Linked DNA regions of Homo sapiens: region 1 is linked to region 2. The links are chromatin loops, found by intact Hi-C in ENCODE. Cell type or tissue: B cell. All regions are shown on one strand. Each heading gives the region's core, and the rest is flanking DNA. Links, peaks and the distances in the headings are about the cores only. Region 1 overlaps CDC123 (cell division cycle 123). Region 2 overlaps CAMK1D (calcium/calmodulin dependent protein kinase ID).

What was found. Peaks named below come from ENCODE experiments on the same cell type or tissue, not always from the same donor. Only the 100,000 strongest peaks of a DNase experiment are listed, where the experiment ranks them.
Region 1: it touches region 2 in a loop (20-fold over the local background); 16 of 110 quality-filtered maps call a loop at or near these places.

The regions. Positions count from the first base shown.
Region 1 is chr10:12,208,056-12,219,621 of GRCh38, reverse strand. It overlaps CDC123 (cell division cycle 123), which reads right to left. Exons shown (of 13, transcript NM_006023.3): 3 at 9,598-9,655; 4 at 9,300-9,332; 5 at 3,787-3,882; 6 at 2,155-2,261. Among named protein-coding and RNA genes, the nearest start is that of CDC123, 18 kb to the right of the region's middle. In B cell, for the core only: CTCF peaks have their summits at 4,554 and 4,756 (motif pointing left); a DNase peak (open chromatin) is centred at 4,661; H3K4me3 peaks cover 638 bases; H3K27ac peaks cover 2,252 bases.
Region 2 is chr10:12,651,032-12,662,597 of GRCh38, reverse strand. All of the region lies in intron 2 of CAMK1D (calcium/calmodulin dependent protein kinase ID), which reads right to left. It overlaps MIR4481 (microRNA 4481), which reads left to right and starts at 9,401; the gene lies at 9,401-9,460. RefSeq lists a silencer at 5,714-6,008 and an enhancer at 6,337-6,396. In B cell, for the core only: CTCF peaks have their summits at 5,671 and 5,870 (motif pointing right); a DNase peak (open chromatin) is centred at 5,877; H3K27ac peaks cover 789 bases.

The DNA.
Region 1 (11,566 bases), core at 1,556-9,555, 440 kb after region 2:
TAGATGTCAAAAAGCTTTACAATGGAAAAAAGAGCCACAACTTTGTTCTATTTTTCAGAGGGTATCTCCTAGAATGAAAATACTACTGGTTACTAAAACAGGCTACCAACACCTGTGCCAACACAACCAGAGGGTTGACAATTAAATGTCAAAACAATACTTGCTCAGGCACAGAAGGATCACTTGAGACCAGGAGTTTGAGACCAGCTTGGGCAACATAGTGAGACCCCATCTCTATTAAACACACACACACAGACACAGACACACAGACACACACCACACACACACACTTTTTTCTATAAAACTAGAAATACCAATACAAGTAAAATCCTTATACAATAAACATGTAATACGATGTAACACAACCACACTCACTGATTACTTAACTTCCCTTTCTTGAATTAATATAATACTACAACCTTATGTCCAAGCTGCAGAGCTCACACGCCAGAGTTGATGCACGACCGACACGTAGTGAACTTAAGTTATTCATGCCACGATCCACTTCAAAAAAAGGATTTGAGTCTGACATGGAACGAACTGGCAGGACAAACTCAACTGGACAGGGCGGAAGTGGCATGCTTATGCAAGATTTTCACTCTCATGCTCCTGCTTCTAGGTTCTGGGATATGCTTTAAAGACCAGTTTAAAGATGAGTTTACCTGAGATAACTGGTCTGTTTAAGATGCAACAGGAAGAAAAACCTAGAAAAATAGCTGCTATTTGAAGACAACAAAAGAAGCATAAAGAGAGCACCTGCGGCTCAGCAGGGCAGGTATTCCGTCCACCTACAACGCTGACTGCACTGTCAAATTCTTTAGCTATAGAGTGACTGGCAAAAGGAAAGAAATACAGCAATTCCACTTCTAGAAACTTATCCTAAGGAGAAAATTAGGGGAGTGCACAAAGAGTTAGCTCAAGGATATTCATTGCAGCTCTGGAAGAACAGAGGGTAGGTCAAATATGTCATGGTACAGCTCTCCAGAGGCGCAGCACTAAGGGAATGGAAAATAATGAATTTAGACACGCAATGATGTCACACTGGTAAGTGCAAAAGCAGCCCACTAAGAAATATAAACCACAGGCTTGGCGTGGTGGCTCACACCTGTAAGCCTAACACGTTGGGAGGCCAAGGCAGGCAGATCACAAGGTCAGGAGTTCGAGACCAGCCTGGCCAATATGGTGAAACCCTGCCTCTACTAAAAATATAAAAAATTAGCCGGGTGTGGTGGTGCATGCCTGTAGTCCCGGCTACTTGGGAGGCTGAGGCAAGAGAATCGCTTGAACCCAGAGGTTGCACTGAGCTGAGATCGTGCCACTGCACTCCAGCCTGGGAGACAGAGTGAGACCCTGCCTCAAAAAAAAAAAAAAAAAGAAAAAAAAAGAAATACAAACTATAGGATCCCATTAAAAAAATCTGTATATAGGTAGAGATAGATGTATTTATATTATATTTATCTATAGATAGAATTCTAGAAATATAATAACCAATTGTGGCAAGATCATGAGTGCTTTTGTTTTTGTTTGTTTTGAGATGGAGTCTCGCTCTGTCGCCCAGGCTACAGTGCAGTGGCACGCAATCTCGGCTCACTACAAACTCCGCCTCCCGGGTTCAAGCCATTCTCCTGCCTCAGCCTCCCGAGTAGCTGAGACTATAGGCACGTGCCACCACGCCCGGCTAATTTTTTGTATTTTTAGTAGAGACGGGGATTCACTATATTGGCCAGGCTGGTCTTGAACTCCTGACCTCAGGTGATCCACCTGTCTTGGCCTCCCAAAGTGCTGGGAATCCCAGGCGTGAGCCACCGCGCCCGGCCATGAGAGCTTTTATATTTCCTGTTTTTATTTAGCTGTAATCCCTAATTTTGCTTTTCTATGATAAATATTTATCAGTTTTATAATAGAAAAAAAATTACTGAAATGTTTAATGGGCAGAGACGCAGGAAGTCCTTAACATTTTCAGATATTCATTATACACCATTTTCTATAAAGGGAAAAGAAAGATTTGCTTTAACAGGTCATTTTGGCAATATGAAATAGCTTTGTTATATGGAGCTATGATTTATAATAGTACTATAAGTAATGGAATTTCATCTATAGAGAAATTTGCACAAATACTGAAACTATTGACATGAGAGAATAAGAGATACTTACGGCTGAGTGAAGTCACGAGTGATGAAATCGGAACTCTTGAAAAGCAGAAAGATGTCGCTGAGGGTTTTACATTTCAGAGAACTATTCATTGCTATCCAATACGCATCCTAAAGAATGAAGCACATGCTATTTAGTCCATATTCCATGTTGGCTGCTATGAATGCTCAGGCCTATAACAAAATCAATAATGCATATCACTTCAAGGGTTTAAGGAAGAAAGTCAAGTAAATTTAAGCAGTACTGTCAAATGTTAAATTATGCTTAACAACAAAAAGCGTCACCACTGCATTTCAGACACTTGGTTATGAACACTGAGATGTCAGGGTCCTCACATTTCAGCCCAGGCCTAAGTACTTCCCAGTGTTTTTCTTACTGATAATAGAAGAGAAGAAAATGAGGTATCAGAAACATCGACATTTTGGCTACAAGATTAAGGTAGTAAAGAAATAGCCTGACCAGCTACTCTCCAAGAAAAGAGAGATCAATTTCCACTCTTCCCGTTTCTGGGGAGTGGCAGCCAAACACTTGAACTTTGGCGGCTGGAGCAGTTACACCCCACGTCTATCAAATCTGAAAGAGAAGGAGGTGAGCTATTCTGAACCACTACAACTTTAAATGGTGAATGTCTCATACATAAGAACAAAAGATGGGAAGGCAAATGCAAAGCAGGCACAAAGCTCAGTGGAACATGCCTAAAAATTACAGAATAATTAAGTCATTTAAAAAATACAACTCTCCCACAGACAGATCAGACACAGGATATAACAGAATTTTGAGAAAACTAACAGTTGCAAACCACTATCCAGTTATCCACACTACATGGAAGAAAAGTACTAAAATATTTGAAAACAGCTACCTCTGGGGAGTAGGAAATGGTGAAGTAAAATAGGTGTCAAGACCTGCTGATTTTCATGGCAAGCTTCCAAATCTATTTGAAATTTTAAATTCTGTACATGTAGAGTATAATTAATTTTTAGAAGTAAAAACAAAAAAGAAAAAATAATAAAAGTAAAAACAAAACTTAGATTAAGTACAAATTATCATTCATTTTAGAATAAAAAAGGCATGAGATAACTTTTGAAATTACAAATAGGTCTCTGATTCCTTAAATAAGCTTTGCTAATACAAAACTGTTTTCTATTGGATTAAAACAACTAACGGATTTTTCCACAGGCCTTAACTTTTATAAAAATCTTGTCAATGCAGTATTAAAATAATAAGACACAATTTAAGAAAAGATCAGTTGACTTCTCCAACCACTCTATTTCTATAGCCTATGACACTATTACTTTTTTTATTTTTATTACTTTTCAACAAAGAAAAATTTCTCTGTTAAACTGAACAGCTGAAGTTTTGAAAAGGGCAGAGTATGAATTTCCTCAGAATTCAAAAACAATCAGCAACACAAGACGTGGAAACTACCTTTTGGCAGAATATACAGTATTTCACAGACCCAGGCAAGTGTATAGCAAAATCCGGAAAGTAAAACAGTAGAGGGAAATTAATAATAAATTCCACAGTATTTTTCCTAGAATTAGGAATATAATTAGACCCTCTGTAGGGATATGAAATGAAATAAACAGCAAAACAAAGAATATTCAAACAGTAAGAGAATTACTTATGTGTTCCTACCCTTGGGGCACTCCAATTAAGCTTAGGAAAGACACTGCCCCCGAGGGAATTGATAGCTTCCTGGACTTTAGTGGCAAACTCAGGAAATTCTGGTGCCTACAGAGAGAGAAGAAATCATTGGGCACGTCAATATCATCACAGTATATATATAAAACAAGATCAAAATCTCAAGGTTATAGTTTAGGGTGTTAAAAACAGAATTTAGAATACAAATTACTATCAGAATTTCTGAACCCAGCTAAATAAAATCAGTGATAAAGTACATTTACCAAAAAGAGAAATAAAATAATCAGCTGCTTAAATGGCATTTTCCAGACAATCAAAGCCTGCAAAGCTGAAATGACACAAGTCACTAGGCTTCTGAGGATGTGAGGAAGGAGTGAATGGTTCTCTGTACACCGACATAAAACCAGCATTCATCAAGAGAAAATAGACAGGTGGAATATCACCTGTAGCAATACTCTAGTTGTCAGAAATAACATCCCTACTTGAAGAGCTAGAAGCCCTTCCACTTGCAGGAAGAGTCTTAGCCATATGGTATTCCCCAAAGCCACGGAGAGAATGAAAAATAAATGATGTGGCAAACTGTATTTAAACACTGCTATTTCCAGACAAGTTTTAAAACAAGCAAAACTCAAAATGTGAACCTTAGTCAAGGTAAAACGTTCTTTCCTGTTTGGATGATTTTTAAAATGCATATTTTATATAAGCTAGTGACCAAAACGTTCTGTGTTTGTTTCGACCCGGAAGTGAATAGAAATACTGCTGTTAAACAGGAACTTAAGCCTGATGTCATTATGTCCTGCCTTGAGCCTAGGTCACTATCACAGGAGCTTATGGACATAAGAAAGAAAAAAAGGTAAGTAAGAGAGGGGGAAGTAGGGCCCTCAAGAGACATAAAAAAACAAAAACATTAACAGATTCTCCACGCAGTCATTAATTTTCATTTATACCCTGTAAAGAGGATTGCTGCCCCCTATCGGGCAACTATAAGTTCTGAAAAAATCCAGTAATCAACTTCTTCCCTAGGAAAAAAAAAAGACAGACTACATCTTGAATTAACTAAACTACACATTCCAAGATGACATCAAATAGTTATGTGGATCCCCAAGATCTAACCCAGCTATGCGAGAGAAAAAACTGTGACAAGAGTCTGAGAAAAGACCAAAGAAATGAGTTTTAAAACATGGTCATATATCCCCCAAAACAAGAAACAGCTTTGAGCAAAAGGCTAGGGAATAAAAACGAGAGCTTAAGGTCCAATTAGGCTGCCTTTCTTTCTGTTACAGATAAATCTGACCTCTAGACTGGTTAATAACTATCTATCTTCCACTAGACGACTTCAGCTTAGATACATGAAATGAGACTAGAGTAATTTAGAGAGGTTTTCAAAATGAACAGCAGCACTGAGTCCTTTATTTTCCATTCATCTCTCCCCATCCAAAGCAATTATGATTTATGTGAGGGCATTTCCTTATAATTGCCTGAAGCGGCTGACTTGGCTCCCCTACCGCTCTAGCCATAAACCCCACTTCTGTGAGATGGGCACTGGCAGTATTTCCTATGAACGGCATTGTTGCACAAACTTTACAACGGGAAAGAATTCAACTTTCAAAGACAAAGCAATTTAATTTTCCTATCCCATAAAGCTTGACATCTAAGGATTACTTTTCATGTATGCCTTTTAAAAGATGTGATCAGTCCCCTCAAATCCTCAAAATTATTCAACTTTAGGATAACCTGCCATAAGAATCCTAAAACAAATTTAAATTATAAAAAGTTTATGCACAGTCTTAAGTGGAAGACTATGTACTGTTTACATACAGCACAACCTTCTAGGTTATCTGTTTTTAGCCAGGTCTGTGAGCTACTTTACAACTTGGCAAATTCTAGGTAAGTGATAGTGACATGAACTAATTCTTACGGACAGGCAATTTCTATCTCATCTGGAAGAGGTCCAATTGTCTTTTCTCCCATACTGCAGGGAGGCAAAACCAGTTTTGCCTCATTTACATACTCATTTCAATATTCCTGATCTAAAAATATATCTTTTCTTTGGATTCTCTTTTGAACCAGTTCTAACAATCTGTCTGGTTCCCTCATGAGTTAAATAACATCTTCAACACGCATTAAAGAGTTTTATATGAGTCATGATTTTACCATTTTCTATAAATTATCTATCAAAATCACGGAACTAACACTGACACAATACAGATCTTATTCAAAATTTGCCAAGTGTCCTAGTAACGTCTTCTACAGAAAAAAAAAAAACTGAAACTTTTTTTCTGGTCCAGGCATCCAGTCTAGCCAGAATCATGGACTAAATCTAGTTGTCAGGTCCCTTTAATCTTCTTCAATCTGTGGCAGTTCCTCTCTCTGTTGTTCTTACCATTTATGACCTTGACGTTTTTGAAAAGTTCAGGGCAACTACTCTATACAATTTCTAAAAGTTGAGTCTGTTGGATGTCTCCTCCCAAGCAGACTCAGGCTGCGCAGCTGTGACAGGTGGTGTCCTTCCCATGCATCGTATCAGGAGGCACACATGACAGGTCTGTCCCATCACTGACAAGGTTAATACTGATCACTTGGCTGCCAGGTCTTTGCATTGTAACATTACTATTTTTCTTTGCGCAAACAGTAAGTAATTTGGGTGAAGATACTTAGAAAAGATGGAACTATCCTCTTTCTCACTGTATATTCACCCACTAATTTTAGCATCTATTCAATCAAATATTATTACAATGGTTGCCAAATAGTAATTCCTAATTCCATCATTCCTACTACATGTATTAGTTAGTGCCTTTAGTACTATAAAGACAAGCTTCCTTTTTTCCCCACTTATTTAATCACTTATGTATGTCACTATGGGATCAGCAATTCTTATTTTAGTCAATAGGTCATAACCTATTCTTATACTTCACATAGAGTATCCCTTATCCAAAATGGGTAAGACCAGAAGTGTTTTGGATTTCAGAATATTTGCATATACATAATGGGGATGGGACCCAAATCTAAACACAAAAGTCATTTACGTTTCATATACACCTTATGCACACGGCCTGAAGGTAATTTCATTTTTCCCTTGGGGAGGCTGAATGAGCTGGGTTGTGCACCTGCATTGTGGCTGTACCTGTCACATGAGGTCAGGTGTGGAATTTTCCACTTGTGGTGTCATGTTAGTGCTCGTAAAGTTTTGGGAGCTAAGCATGCTGGCACACACCTGCAGTACCTGCTACTCAGGAAGCTGAAGCAGAAGGATCACTTGAGCCCAGAAGTTTGAGTGCAGCCTGGGCAACACAGTGATAGTCAGTCTTTTTAAAAAGTTTTGGAATTTGGAGCATTTTCAATTTTGAATTTGGGGATTAAGAATACTCAAACTCTATTTGTTATGATGCTCATATTTTTAGACAGTGAGAGCCCAAAGCTAGCTTCTGGCATCTTTTTGTCATGTCACATCATTGTTTCAGCACTTCCACAGTTTCTGGCACAAGTTGTTGCAGGCTCATTTTTACTTTCCCAATCCCAGTCCAGAATATCTCCAAGAAGCTTCAATTTTGTTTAGTGGAGAATGGTATTTAGAAACCAAGATCAAGGCATCAGGCGTGCTCACTGCTACCAGGATGTTACATGTCATTGATTCTAAAACTTCTTAGTGAGCAGAGTTTGGTAAATACACACACACACCTTTATATTATTAATTGCTGTATCTATCATCTATACATATTTATTTTATTTTATTTTATTTTTTGAGACGGAGTCTCTCTCTGTCACCCAGGCTGGAGTGCAGTGGCGCAATCTTGGTTCACTGCAACCTCCACCTCCTGGGTTCAAGCAATTCTCCTGCCTCAGCCTCCCAAGTAGCCGGTATTACAGGCGTCTACCACCATGCCTGGCTAGCTTTTTGTGTTTTTAGTAGAGACGGGGTTTCACCATGTTGGTCCTCAAGTAATCCACCCACCTTGGCCTCCCAAAGTGCTGGAATTACAGGCATCGGCCACCGCGCCAGGCCCATCTATACATATTTAAAAATGAGTTGATACTGATACTCCCCACCACTATTAAAATCCAGGTCAGATACCACTTGTCCTGTCAGGCATTCTGGTGCCCTCAGCTGTAACTGCTGTCTCTGATCTGACAGCACTGTCATCTCCCCCTGCCTGTGTCACCTTTCCCACTGGTTTACAAACCCCTAATGGTGGAAATGAAATCATATTCATCTTTGTTCATCTCACGGAATCTAGTTTAGTGCCCTGAGTATGGCAGATAAGTAACATTTACATGACACTGAATGGAATTTTCATAAAAGGAGAGTGATCTGAATGGCATCTGGAGTAAATGAAACACGCAAACTTTCCACTTAGGCACCTGCTGGCAGGCTTCCCTTTTTAAATCTAAAGAAATATGTCAGTTTTGAGCAGCTCCACTTCTTTTTTTTTCTTCTATCCTGGCAATCATATCTTGTTCATTAAAATAAACAAGTATCTTCTTATCTAGAGCTGGATTAGAACAGACCCTCCCACAAAACTAGTTTTCTGTATTTCTGCCTTTACATTTACTTGTAAGGAGTTTCACTAAAAACTTTCCCGTCAACTCAAGGTATGAGGAGTTTCATTCACCTATTTTTAGAAATAGATCATTTGCTTCACTCACTCCTTTAAAAATACCTTCATTTAAAAAATTTTAGGTTAACTTTCACAACAGCACTCTTATCCTGAAACACTGTAATATGCTTGATAACTTCTACATTTTTATGTAAAACACTGGTAAAAGTCACATACCTCTCTACTCTCGCTTGAAAGAAACAGTAATTTTTATGCCATTTAAATACGCTTGAGGCCAGGTGCTGTGGCTCAGAACTGTAATCTCAGGACTTTGGGAGGCCGAGGCGGGTGTTATCACATGAGGTCAGGAGTTCGAGACTACCATGGCTAACATGGTGAAACCCTGTCACTACTAAAAATACAAAAATTAGCCGGGCATGGTGTCAGGTGACTGTAATCCCAGCTACTCAGGAGGCTGAGGCAGGAGAATAGCTTGAACCTGGGAGGCGGAGGTTGCAGTGAGCCAAGATCACACCACTGCACTCCTGCCTGGGCGACAGAGCAAGAATCTGTCTCAAAAATAAATACACAAAACAACTAACTAACTAAATAAATATACTTGAATAAGGAAATACAGATTTTCACTTTATGTTCCAGAGATTTAGGAATCTCAGAGTTTAATGTTAGGCGTAATTCCTTCTTGCAGAGAGTCAGAGCTTAACAGAAGTCAAGGCATCAAATACGCACTCGAAATATTTCCTTTGCAATCAAAGGGAAAAAGGGCAAATCATGTTTGCCTGCTAAATGATGCTTCAAGTTATTTTTCAAAATAAAAACGACAGCCCACAGGGAAAATAATATATGAGATGGTGACTGACTAGGAATTTAAGAGAGGTATGCACTTAAACCTTGACGCTAACCCTTGTGTGACAGTGTGAGGCTGTCCCCACGCTGAGTCTGCTGTGCTCTTACCGTAAGCGTGGCTGTGTTCTCATCATCAGACCACTGCATGAAAAAGAGGAAAAAAATAAAACATTAAATTTAAATACTGCACTGGGCTTCAAAAAGCAGTGCTCCATCTAAAAATTATAAATCAAACAGGAGACATCTTTTCCGGAATACAGCATATGTGAAAATATATGTCAAAGTAAGATTCTCACGTAATTTCTCATTTTATCAGATGTAAGATAAGATCTACAAGTCAGAACCATCTCAGAGATCATTTAAATTACAACAGTCTACAGAACAGATTATTTTATTTGGTACCAACCTGTATTTCTTCTGCTTCATCATCACTGTCTGGCTGAGAATGTGTTGGTGGATCATCCCTAAAAAAACACAAACAAACATCAAGAAAGAAAAGGACTTGGGCACCGCATGCTCCTAATTTCAGGGGTACTGAGTATATGTTTTTAAATAGCCTTAAAATTAGGCTAGGTGTGGTGGCTCACACCTGTAATCCTAGCACTCTGGCAGGCTGAGTGAGTGGATCGCTTGAGGTCAGGAGGTAGAGATCAGCTTGGACTACATGGCAAAACCCTGTCTCTACAAAATACACAGAAATTAGCTGGGCGAGGTGGCATGCGCCTGTAGTCCCAGCTATTTGGGGGGCTGAGGTGGGAGGACTGATCACTTGAACATGGGAGGTCGAGGCTGCAGTGAGTTAAGATCGTGCCACTGCACTCCAGCCTGGGTGACAACGTAAAACACTGTCTCAAAAATAAATAAATAAAAATAAAAGCCTTAAAATTGAAGAACAAGGCCAGTCATGGTGGCTCACACCTGTAATTTCAGCACTTTGAGAGGCTGAGATGGGAGGATTGCTTGAGCCCAGGAGTTTGAGACCAGCCTGGGTAACACAGAGACTCTGTCTTTACAAAAAAATTAAAAATTATCCAGGTGTGAAGGAGAACACCTGTGGTCACAGCTATTCAGGAAGCTGACACAGAAGGATCCCTTGAGCCCAAGAGTTTGAGGCTACAATGACCTAAGATCACACCGCTGCACTATAGCCTGGGCAAGAGAGTGAGACCCCGTCTCAAAAAAAGAAGAAATAAATAAATGAGAGTACAGTTGCATGAAGAGATGACAGAATAAAACCTTTCTGTCCTGTTCTCAGATATCATTAAAAACAAGGGAAAGGGAAAAAAAGACTCCATTGCTGATAATACTGAGAATCATCTAGACTCTGAACCTCAGTATATGAGAAAGTTCTCTCAAGAAAGGAAAGATGGAATAGGATAAAGGAAGACACCAGAAGCGAATGTCTGAAGACCTGTCTACACAGATGATGGAACTACTGTGGGGGCAAAACCAAGAATCTTTTCTTTGCACAGTGAAAACAGGGTGTGCGGGCTGGTGTCAGAAATTCATTCTGCATCTAGACTGAACCACAGCAAAGGGTGAGAGAGAGAGGGGAAAATAAACAGGCATGCTGTCTTTGAAGAAGGCAGAAGCAAAGCGAGGTGTGCAGTCCTCATTAGGGAAGAGGAGTTGGACTGGCGGGAGCAGAAGAAAGCAAAAAGACAAGGCAGATAAGCTGTAAGTCTGCCTTTCTTCATGGTCCAGGACACACAGCCCTCCTGCGCAAGTAACTCACTATCTTTCCATGCCCAGCTATTACCGCACCCTCAATTGACAGAAAAATGCAAGTGAGCTCACTGCAACCTTGGCATTATCAGCGCTGCACAAAGCCCTCTTCAGGACACAGCACAAGTACCATCTTATAAAATCCCCAGCAAGCCTCTGTCTCCCTGCAGTCAGCTCCTTTCTTGCTGACCTGCCCATTGTACCCTTGCAACATATTTTCACACTTTCTCTAATAAATTTGCCTTTCTCTGCCTCCAACTGTCATGGTAAATTCTTCTTACCACCCACACCATTGGCCCCAAATAGTCACTGCTCACCTGCAACACAAGGGCTGAAAAGGGCCACCCAGCAGCCCATCTTCATTGCCTAGAGGGAATCAGAGGCTGAAAGAACTCAGAGGGAAGACTCAGAACACCACTCTGGCCCCTCCTCAACACACAACTACAAATAACTAGCCTAGGAATAACTCATATCATTGAGAAAAATAATCATAAAAACTAGCATAGCAGCTATGCAAAGACTAAAGAAAGAAAAGGAAAAGGAAGATTCTGGTTAAACATGTGCTTTTATCTCTGTGTTCCCTCTGGAAACTCTACTAAAAAAAAGATCCCAAGGACAATGCTGAGTGAAAAGGAATCAACCATAGAAGA
Region 2 (11,566 bases), core at 1,219-9,218:
TCACTGCAAGCTCCGCCCCCCGGGTTCATGCCATTCCCCTGCCTCAGCCTCCCTGGTAGCTGGGACCACAGGCGCCCGCCACCATGCCCGGCTGATTTTTTGTATTTTTAGTAGAGACAGGGTTTCACCGCGTTAGTCAGGATGGTCTCCATCCCTGACCTCGTGATCCGCCCATCTCGGCCTCCCAAAGTGCTGGGATTACAGGCGTGAGCCATTGAACCCAGCCCACAATCTCCTTTCTTACTCGGGTTGATATTGTGAGAGCTTAATGTCTTCACCTTTAGCTTCATTAAATCCAATCATTCTGGATTCCATGCAGCGTTTCAGATGATCAGCAGTGTTCTGAATGTTGATTGACTCATCTATTGCTCTTATTATCCCTCCCAACTTTGGGCCATCTGTGTACTTGGTAAATATCCATCCCATGTGTCTTCATTCAAATTCCTAATTAAAATTTTAAATGGAAGGTTACATGTCAGAGCTCCATGGTATTCCACCAGAGACCCGCATCAAGATAACCATGACGTTAATCAGCTGGCTTCAATTGCTCTCTAGCTGCAAACCTAGCAGTACTATCATCTAGCCTGTGTTTTACCATCCCATCCATAAGGAGACAATTAGATGCTTTGCAGAAGTAGAATTCTTCAGCTCTACACACCACATAATACTATTTAAAAGGGAAATGGGATGTTCGGGAAGATTTGTTCTTAGTAACCCATGTTAGCTCCTAGCAACCACTACAGTCTTTACTAAATGATCACAAACCATCTGCTTAATTTTCTGTTCCAGAATTTTGCTGTGCATTGAAGTCAAGCTTTCCAGTCTATAGATCTCATCTTCTACCCTTTATATGTTTGGGAATTTTGACAACCTCTCTTACATTGTTTTCTCAAACATTTCAGCTGTGACTCTTCTGTGATAAGTGCAATTTCCTCAGTCCCCTGGGATGTCACAGATCTAAACCTAGTGATGAGCTAATTTTATAACTTTTGTTAGGCCTTGCTTACATTGCTGTTTTATTGTACCATTTATTGTTAACTATGTGTTAAGACTGCACTAAGTATTTTTAATTATTTCATTTACCATTAACAACAAGCCCATGAAGTAGGTATTATTTTCTCAATTTTTAAAAGAGGAGAAAATAAGGAAGGAGACTAAGATCCCATGAGGCTAGGTAAGTATTCCAAGATCACAGAACTCATAATTGTCATTGCTGAGATTCAATCTATGTCTATTCTCACTCCCTAGCCCATGTTAAAGCAATTACGCTATAACTTAACTAAGTTATGAGACTATCCAAGAGCTCATATAAATTCAGTTATTTCTATAAAATTAGAATATCTAAAGTCAAAGTATTAATGCCATCATTAACAATATAATATCCACTTCTGTGGGTGCAGAGATTTGTTGAATTATCTTGAATCTAGTGGATGTGCTCAAGATACTCGGTTGTAAACATCCTAACAGATGAAATTCCAGTGGGTCAGACAGAATCAGAAAAAGACATGTTGAAAAGCAGAAGGAATAGGGAGAAGTCCAGAGTAATTAGAAAGAGGTTCTCCTTAGCCCATATCTGCTAGTGTCATCAAAAAAGAGAATCAACTGAACAGAGAAAAGAGGCAGAGATGTCAGTTATAGGCAAATGGAAAATGGAGATTCTGTCAACTAGCACAGCGAAATCCCAGAGGTCAACACTCTTTCCAAAGTATGGCCAAGAGGATCTTCATCCATAAGGGATGTTGACTCTCAAACAGCAAAATGTCCTGAAATGTGCGTAATTCAAAGCCATAATAATGTCACTGAAAACAACTTCAGGTGATAAAAAGAAACTCAACTTAATTTTCATCACTTATCATTTACCAGGCCCAAAGTAAGCATGAGCTGACACATCTATATACAGAGAGAAAATGGTTTATATGGCAACCTACATGAAAGCCTCCATAATCTCCAATAATGCACAGAAATGGTAGAGGGAAGTGGGTCCAGGCAGAGAGAGTCAACTTGAATGGGAAAAAAGCACATGGGCATTGAAGCAGACTTCTGTCCATATAGTAACTGACAGCCAAGCAAGAAAACTCCAGAAAAAGCCAAGAAAACATTTTAAAATTAATTCATGCATAAAAAATAACTGATACCAAATGTACAAACAGGCCCCGTTACAAAGCCCCCAAGCTTTGTAAGGGAACATCAGGACCCAAAGGGTCAGCCTGCTACTGACTACACGTGCTTCTGTGGAGTGAGAGTAACATCTTCCCCTCCAGCCTCATGTACCCCAGTTCAAGGATTCACAAATTTTTAACTCCATGGCAAATGAGGAAAATTTAAGAAAAAGAAAGAAAAAGCAAAGCACAAAAGAGAGGAGAAAAAAAGTTCAGCATTTCTCACTTTTTCCATTCGATCATTTTACTGATCTGCAGGGCATCCCTGGAAGCAATTATGAGGTAATTCAGAGGAAGCAAAAGACCACAAAATGCCTTTCCTTGCTATTGCCATTCTCTAGTAATGGGCATTGACCTACTTAGGTTATGAACGCCAGATGAAGACAAGGGATGTAAGAAAATACAATCGGAAGGGAGAGACAAGAGTGAAACTGATTATAAGAGAGGATGAGGTGGGGATAGCGAGGCACAGATTGCCCTGCAATGTGCAAGGAGAAAGTTACGTCAACGAGCCGCAATCAGCTTCCGGTCCGCTTTTCAGGCACTTCCGGGTTTACAGTCTAGTCTGGGAAAGGCCTCTCTCCGCAAGCAAAGGCCATAGAGGACCAGGTCTTTCACTACCCACCATTGTCACTCTAAGCAGCCCAGAAAGCTGAAATTTTATTCACACAAAAAGAGAGGCGTGGTTCCCTGGCATGGAATTGCCTCAAAAGTACTTGAAGAATATTGTGATGTCTTGGCAAACCCTCCCGTTTATCTAAGTAAACGCTTATGTTTTTTCGAAACTGAAAAAAAAATCATTTCCTCCTTACTAGGGTCAAATTCTTGTTTTCTCACATTATAATCAGTGTGGGAAATAATGCTGAGAAAATTGGGATATTGTCAGTCACAAGAACAGTGATAGCACTGAAATATTGGCCAGATGGTATTAAAAGTAATACCTTTCATTTTAATAAACAGGCACATTGGCAGGTGTTATTTCATTCTGCAACAGCCTTATAAAGTAGGCATTATTATTCCTATCTCACAGATGATCACTCACAGTTTATAATCACTTAATTGTTCTCCCCAACTCCCTCTGGTCTCACTCTCTTCCTATCCATTTTCCGTGCTGTCTCCTGAGTGATCTCTCCAAAATATAGAACTGATAAAACTTCTTAGCATGAAATCCAGCACTGGCTCCCTGTAGTACAGGAGAAAGTTCAAACAACTGGCATGGCTTACAAGTCACTTGTTACTTGTGAAATGGGAAAAGTTCCCTTATCCCACTTGCAGGGTGTGCGACAGGGGGACTGGCTCACGTTCTCAGTGCCAGCTGTTGATAATCCTAGGGGAGCATGCAGACGGGCAGGCTGTGGGCCTCCGACCCCACAGCAGCATCTGGGGTGAATGCTTACAGCTTCCGAAGCCCCAGTGGGCATGTGTTACAGGGTGCTCTTTTAGTTTTGCCATCTGTAAGCAGCTTGTGTTAATCAGCTCTATTAGACCCTCTGCCTTATCACAAGGACAGAGGGCTTTCTGTATCCTGGGGTTCTTGCCTTGGTGTACCGGAAAAATCGGATCACACGTGGGCTTGGAGAATGAGTGCAAAGTTTCTTATGGAGTGGTAGCTCTCAGTGAGGTGGAAGGGGAGGCCAGAAGGGGAATGGAGTGGGAAGGTGGTTTCCCCTGGAGTCATGCTGCCCAGCGGCTGGGCTCTCCTCCAACTGCCCCAGCCAAACTCCACGTCCTTCTGCTGGTCAATGGCCTGATGGTGTCTTCTGCTGCCTGTGGGTCTGCCGGTGCATTCCTCTTGATGTCCAGCCATTTGTGTGTGTGCCCACTAGGGTCTCAGGGTTTTTATAGGCACAGGATGGGGACATGGTGGGCCAGGGTGGTCTTGGGGAAGGCAACATTTGGGCACAAAAACAGAAATGCCTGTCCTTACCTAGTTTTGTGCACATAGGCCTGGGGGTGGAGCACTAGGCATGGACCATGACTTTCCCTTTCCCAAGCACTTCCCTGCCCCCCTCCCCTATCACTTGGTCTTTACTTGCCCATCCCACATCATCTTCCACCCTGCCCCACACCAACATTTTACTGAACCCCGGCAGGTCTCGCACACCCCGCCCTCCCCAGCCATGCACACCTTCGTCTCTGAGTGTGCTCATCACTCTCCTGTCTTCTTACGAAAATACTCATCCTTTAAGACTCATTTCTCTATCACCTCCACTGAGAACCCTTTGCTGTTTCTCACAGCTTGCAGCACCAATCACCTTTCCTCTGGGTCACCCCAGTTCTTTGTTTTTTTTGAGACAGAGTCTCATTCTGTCACCCAGGCTGGAGTGCAGTGGCACGATCTCGGCTCACTGCAACCTCCACCTCCTGGGCTCAAGCAATTCTCCTCTCAGCCTCCCGAGTAGCTAGGACTACAGGTACGTGCCACCATGCCCAGCTAATTTTTGTATTTTTAGTAGAGACAGGGTTTCACCACATTGGTCAGGCTGTCTCGAACTCCTGGCCTCAGTTGATCCGCCCGCCTCAGCCTCCCAAGGTGCTGGGATTACAGGTGTGAGCCACCGCACCTGGCCCACCCCAGTTCTTGGATCACCTTGCTGTCTGTACTGCATTGTATCCAGGTATCTGTTTGTATGTAAATGTGTGTGTGTATATTTAAATGATCTTACAGGCAGAGTAAAACATCTAGAGGGATACATATCAAACCAGTGAGTAAACACTTCAGAAAGTACTAGAGTAGAAGATTCTCACTTTCCAGTTTTTCCTCAACTGGGGCTCTTCATCTGAACCACAGAACACAGAAAATGATTCAAGTGACTACTTTCTCAGTCCTCCAAGACAGCACCATTCTAGCTGCAAAGGAGAAAGTTAATTTAGTGTAGACAATAAATGTCTTAAGCATTAGCGCTTCATTCTCTCACTGAACCCAAGAACAGTCAAGTTGCTAAACTGTTGTATTGCCCAACTTTTACAGAAAGGTGTTTTTATTTATTTATTTATTTATTTATTTATTTTTATGAGACAGAGTCTCTCTCCATCACTAGGCTGGAGTGCAGTGGCACAATCTCAGCTCAATGCAACCTCAGCCTCCTAGGTTCAAGCGATTCTCCTGCCTCAGCCTCCCGAGTAGCTGGAACTACAGGCATGCGCCACCACACTCAGCTAATTTTTGTATTTTTAGTAGAGACGGGGTTTCACCATGTTGGCCAGGATGGTCTCGATCTCTTGACCTCGTGATCAGCCTGCCTCGGCCTCCCAAAGTGCTGGGATTACAGGCATGAGCCACCGTGCCTGGCCAGAAAGGTGCTTTTAAAAAGTTCTTGATGAAAATCATTAACCAAGTTCACCAAGTTTACCAAAATATATCCATAAAAGTGCACACAAAAAGAAATGCATACTGATTAGTGGAATTGCACAAGCAATCAAGAGATTAGCTTGCGTCTTAGCTCTGATACATCTAACTGCAAGACTTTGAACAAGTCGTTAAATACTTTCTGATTTGATTTCTCATTTGTTAAATGAACATCAAAATATGTCATCTTGTTATTTATCTATCCACGTGTATATATATGTGTTTATGTAAAAAAAATGTATATACACACACACATGTAACATATTACTGTATAGTTAGAGATCTTGTGTTGTAGACCATAGGCCACTTCAAGAAATGAGCAGAATTCAAAATCCTAAGCTTCAAATCACCTCTCTTTGCTGCCAGAAGATGGAGCTATACTCAATGGGCAACTAAGGAGCCAAGACTATGATACCTAAATCAACTAAGCTCTTAAGTCTGTAAGCTAGTTTTGTTGTTGTTTTTTAAAGATTAAGTACTACATGTTGATACTGATTGTGAAATGAGTTTTTCCTTGAATCCTTATAAACAAACAAACAAATGACAATAAAAACCCTTGTGCACAAATGGCGGTTTTTTTCTTTTCTCTTTTTTTTGAAACAGGGTCTCTCACTCCGTCACCCAGGCTGGAGCGCAGTGGTGTGGTTTCGGTTCACTGCAACCTCTGCCTCCCAGGCTCAAGTGATCCTCCCACCTCAGTCTCCCAAGTAGCTAGGACCACAGGCATGTGCCACCACACCCAGCTAATTTTGGCATATTTTTGTAGAGATGGGATTTCACCATGTTACCCAGGCTGGTCCTGAAGGTATTTTCTTAATAGCACCCCAGGCCTCCTTAGTACAATGCAGGGTACCCACTGTGGGGGCATAGCTAGCACTCATATGTGTAGGGATGCAGTGCTAGAGCCTGTAATGGTCCCACAGGAGGGGCATCAACGAGCTGGTTCTGTCTCTGACACTATGACCACATTCTGGTCACATCCCCTTCCTGGGTCTCGGTTTCCTTGTCTAGAAATCAACCAGCCAGACCAGAAAGTCCCCAAGGTCTCTTCCAACTCTAACAATCAATGAATCTAAACTTATAATGAGGCAAAGTGCATTAAGGTATCTATGAGAACCATCAACTTTGACTCTAAGTCCATATTCAGTGTTCTCTGGAATAGTCTTTGCTACACAGAAGCCTGGTGACAACTTGTGCATCAATAGGTTCTTTATCTGCACAGACAAGTTTGTCAGCTGGACACAGAACAGAATTTTCTTGAGACATGAAGTTGTTTACACAGAAAAGACCCACTTTTCCTTCTCCCACATCAGCATCCACAATGCCTGGACTAATACAGAAACGCCCAAGTGATTTGCTCTTGTCTAGAATGGCTCTAGAGGTCCAGCTGAGGCCTGGCGGTCTTTCGACCAAAGGAGAAATAAGTTAGGTCCAGTTCAGTGTGAAAAATCCAGTGTGAAAAATCCAGCACATATCAACACTCAAGGAATGTTTATGGAAGAATGAATGAATGAATGAACAATTAATTCTCACCTTCCAAAAGTCTTACAGACTCCAGACATTCCAAAGCTACACACCAGAATGAAAAAAGGTTCTAAGATTTGACTGTGTATTTCTTTCCTATTTCTGTTACCATCCATGAGAAGTTACCAGTGAATGGGTGATACAGTTTGGATAGTTTTTCTTGCCCAAATCTCATCTTGAATTTCAATCCTCAATGCTTGAACATGGGGTCTAGAGGGCAGTGTTCAAGTCATGGGGGTGGATCCCTCATGGCTTGGTGCTGTCTTTGCGACAGTGGCTTCTTGTGTGGCACCTCCCCCTCCCACTCTCTCTCGATCCTGCTTTCACCATGTGACATGCCTGCTCCCCCTTTGCCTTCCATCATGAGTGTAAGTTTCCTGAGGTCTCCCTAAAAGCCGAGCAGATGCCAGCACTATGCTTCCTGTACAGCCTGCAGAACTGTGAGCCAATTAAACCTCTTTTCCTATAAATTACCCAGGCTCAGGTATTTCTGTATAGCAATGCAGGAACGGCCTAATCCAATGGGTCTCAAGCTCAGATACGTGCTAGAATTATCTGAGGAGTTCCAAATGTACTAATAACTGGAACATTTTTGGAGATTATGATTTGATTGGCCTGCGGCGTGGCCTAGGCGTAACAAGTTCTTTATAGTTTCTCCAGTGATTCAAACGTGCAGCCAAGTTTGAGAACCACTGGTAAGTCATTTATTACTAAATTACTGAGAATCTTAGGTCATGGGAAAGGGTTCAACTTTAGATACTTCAGAGCTGATAACTTCGTGGCTTCCGTGCCCATTTTAAATTTATCTAGGCTGAATACATTTATTTGATAATAAGTCTGATTTTTAAAGGTTAAGATCCAGGGTGTCCTAAGGATAAAGATTTAAGGCTACATGGCCAACCCATTACTCCTCTCAGGATAAGAATATGAAAAAAATAACATTTCTTAGCAAGTATAATAGTATTAGCAACTAATATTTCTTAGCAAGTAGTATTAGTAATACTTCTTCTACTATTTCTTAGCAAGACTTTGAAACACTAACACATTTAAAGGAATACTGTCATTTCCTTCTTTGAATCTTTTGGTAACTTTTTGTCAAAGGGTAATATATATTTCTGTGGGCATTTTAAACATGAAAATTAGCACCAGGAGTCTCAGAAAACATTAAGGTGTTTACCCGCCTTGAAACAGAGATTAACTCTTGTAGCTTGGATTTCCTAGCTTCACTGATGTGAGAACCCACATACACCAAATCACCTTAGAAAGGGAAATCTCAGAAAGCTTGTTTCAGATTCACTGTGGATGCTTACAAGGTGAATTTAGAAGCTATTCCTGTATGAAATACTGTTAATGACACAGAACTGCTGGGGTGTATCCTGCAGCTTCCTTCACATACTCTGTGCCCCAGATTGAAGACGCTGGGCTTGAATTCAGGAAGCATCTTTGAGGTTTCTAGCTCTGAACACTTGCATTTATATGAGGATAAGTAAGTGGAAGGGAAACAAAATAATGCACTGGAATCTAGGGGAAAGGTATTGTTTCTTTTTTCTTTCCTACCACTAATGTCCTGTGCTTTCTCTGTGCTGATACCCACATGGAAGGGTCCATATTTCACAACTCAAACCCATGACCATGTCAAGCCAACAGGTGCCCTGAATAGCACCTACTGAAATTGGAGGACCCAGTGCTGCTCTTTCATTCAAACGAGATAATGAAGCATCAGGAACACAGGCCAAAATGATCCTAGGCATTGCACTAAAGCTACTGGGGTATGGCAACATTTATTTAGAAAGTGGGAAGCCAATTGTAAAAGAAAAAGATGAGATGAAAATAGTAAGATGAAAAACAGAGAGGGAAGTCTGTTTTGAACAACCATCTAATTTCAGTTCACTGTCAGACTTAGGGGGATTGAACTCATACTGTATAATGTTCCTCATCATTCTGGGAAAGTGCCCACATTCAGAGATGATGGTGCAGAATTGAGTGTTCTTTAATTTTTGCACATCAGTAATTAACGTTGTCACATGGTTGGCTCAGGTCACACTCAGGCTTCAGATAACCAGGCACATTCCAATGGAAGAAAACATCTTTCAAGCACTCATATGTTGGGAATGAATTAGGGTGTTTGTGGTTCATTGTATGTGTGTTTTTAAACATAATTTCTTATTTTCTGATCATCTCTATCAGTGTGCATAATAAGGACAACTCTGTGCTATGGTATGAATATTTGTTTCCTCCAAAACTCACACTGAAATGCAATCCCTAATGTGGCAGTATTGTGAGGTGGGGCCTTTTAGAGGTGACTGAATCACAAGGGTTCTGCCCTTATGAATAGATTAACCCATTTGTGGATTAATGGGTCATCACAGGAGTGGGCTGGTGGTTTTTTAAGAGGAAGGGAGACCTAAGCTAGCACATGAGCACGCTCAGCCCCCCAGCCATGTGATGCCCCACAATGCCTCAGGACTCTGCAGAAAGAGTTCCCCACAGCAAGAAGGTTCTCACTAGATGCAGCCCCTCCACCTTGGACTTCCCAGCCTCCACAACTGTAAGAAATAAAGAAAAGGTTCTTTATAAACTACCCAGTTTCAGCTATTTTGTTATAAGTTATAGAAAACGAACTAAGACACCGTATTCTTTCTTAAGAATTAATTTCTTCATAACTGAGATGAGTCACAATTAAAAAGAGCAGCATGTTTTGCTTTGTTGATGTTTTTTAAACGAGGGGTGTGTAATACACATCCACCTCTCCAAATTGCAGTTTTATGATAGATCATTGTTAAATGCTAAGGTGGTCTGAGCTTATAGTTCTATTATATCCTGCTAATAAAAGACTATGATCAAGGATGTCAACTCAAGAAACTTCCTAGTGTAACCTCCAGGGCTATTTGCAAATTCTCAGGAATGACATTACAAATAGGTTGTGGCTAATAAACTCGTTACTATTCACCTAGTTTTCTTTCTTTCTTTTTTTTTTCGAGATGGAGTCTCGCTCTGTCGCCCAGGCTGGAGTGCAGTGGTGCACTCTCTGCTCACTGCAAGCTCCGCCTCGTGGGGTCACACCATTCCCCTGCCTCAGCCTCCCAAGTAGCTGGGACTACAGGCGCCCGCCACCACGCCCGGCTTTTTTTTTTTTTTTTGTATTTTTAGTAGTGACGGGGTTTCACCGTGTTAGCCAGGATGGTCTTGATCTCCTGACCTTGTGATCCGCCCATCTCTGCCTCCCAAAGTGCTGGGATTACAGGCGTGAGCCACAGCACCCAGCCCTAGGGAATTTGTTTTTAAAGAAGACTCTCCTACTAAAAAGTGAAGAAAAATAAACAAACAAAAAACAGAATAAAGATGGGGGCAAGGGAGTGGAGGGAACCAGTGTAATCAACAATTCAAAAGTGAAATTAAAAGCTTTCTTCCCCACTCCAACTAGTAAAGACTATTACTGACACATTTTCAAATACAAAGAGAAGATCTTCCCTCAAAAAGTTATTTCCGGCCGGGCGCGGTGGTCACGCCTGTAATCCCAGCACTTTGGGAGGCCGAGGCGGGCAGATCACGAGGTCAGGAGATAGAGGCCATCCTGGCTAACACAGTGAAACCCCATCTCTACTGAAAATACAAAAAAATTAGCGGGGCGTGGTGGCGGGCACCTGTAGTCCCAGCTACTTGGGAGGCTGAGGCAGGAGAATGGCGTGAACCCAGGGCAGGTGGCTTGCAGTGAGCCGAGATCGCGCCACTGCACTCCAGCCTGGGCGACAGAACGGGACTCCGTCTCAAAAAAAAAAAAAGTTATTTCCAAAGATGGTAATGAGCTCCTTTGTCCTAAATCTTTGGCCTCTTTACAGTTTCTTTAAAAACAAAAAAGAAGTTGTCCAGGCAGTATGGCTCACGCCTGTAATCCCAGTACTTTGCGAGGCCAAGGCGGGAGGATCACTTGAACCCAGGAGTTTGAGACCAGCCTGGACAACACGGTGAAATCCCGTCTCTCCAAAAAGAAAAAAAAAATACAAAAATTAGCTGGGTGTGGTGGCACGTGCCTGTGGTCCCAGCTACCCAGGAGGCTAAGGTGGGAGGATCTCCTGAGACTGGGAAGTTGAGGCCGCAATGAACCATGACTGCACCACTGCACTCCAGCCTGAGTGACAGAGTGAGACTCCATTTCAAAAACATGAATAAAATAAAATTAAAAGTTGTGTTAAAATCAGGAAGAAGCCAACAGTGGGCCAAAGGCGGAGATGTGCGCATACACACACCTGTCTGTATGTAGGCATAAATGTCTGGCCACCTTCCTTAAGCCCAGTTTAAAGTCCCACAGTTGCTGGACCCACAGTGTTTGAGTTGCTATTTCATCAGAGGTGGGGCTTGGGGCGCAAAGCCGTTACTGTTTAGTTCACTAGGCAGGCAGAGAACCTGGCAGAATGATTTGTCTCAGGGGGAGGACGCTGAAAACAGTGGAGGGGTAAAGAAACACGGGGAGGAAGGAGGAGGTGGGAGCAAAGTGCCGTAAATCGTAAAAAGCCGGCAAAAGCCTGTTTCCAGA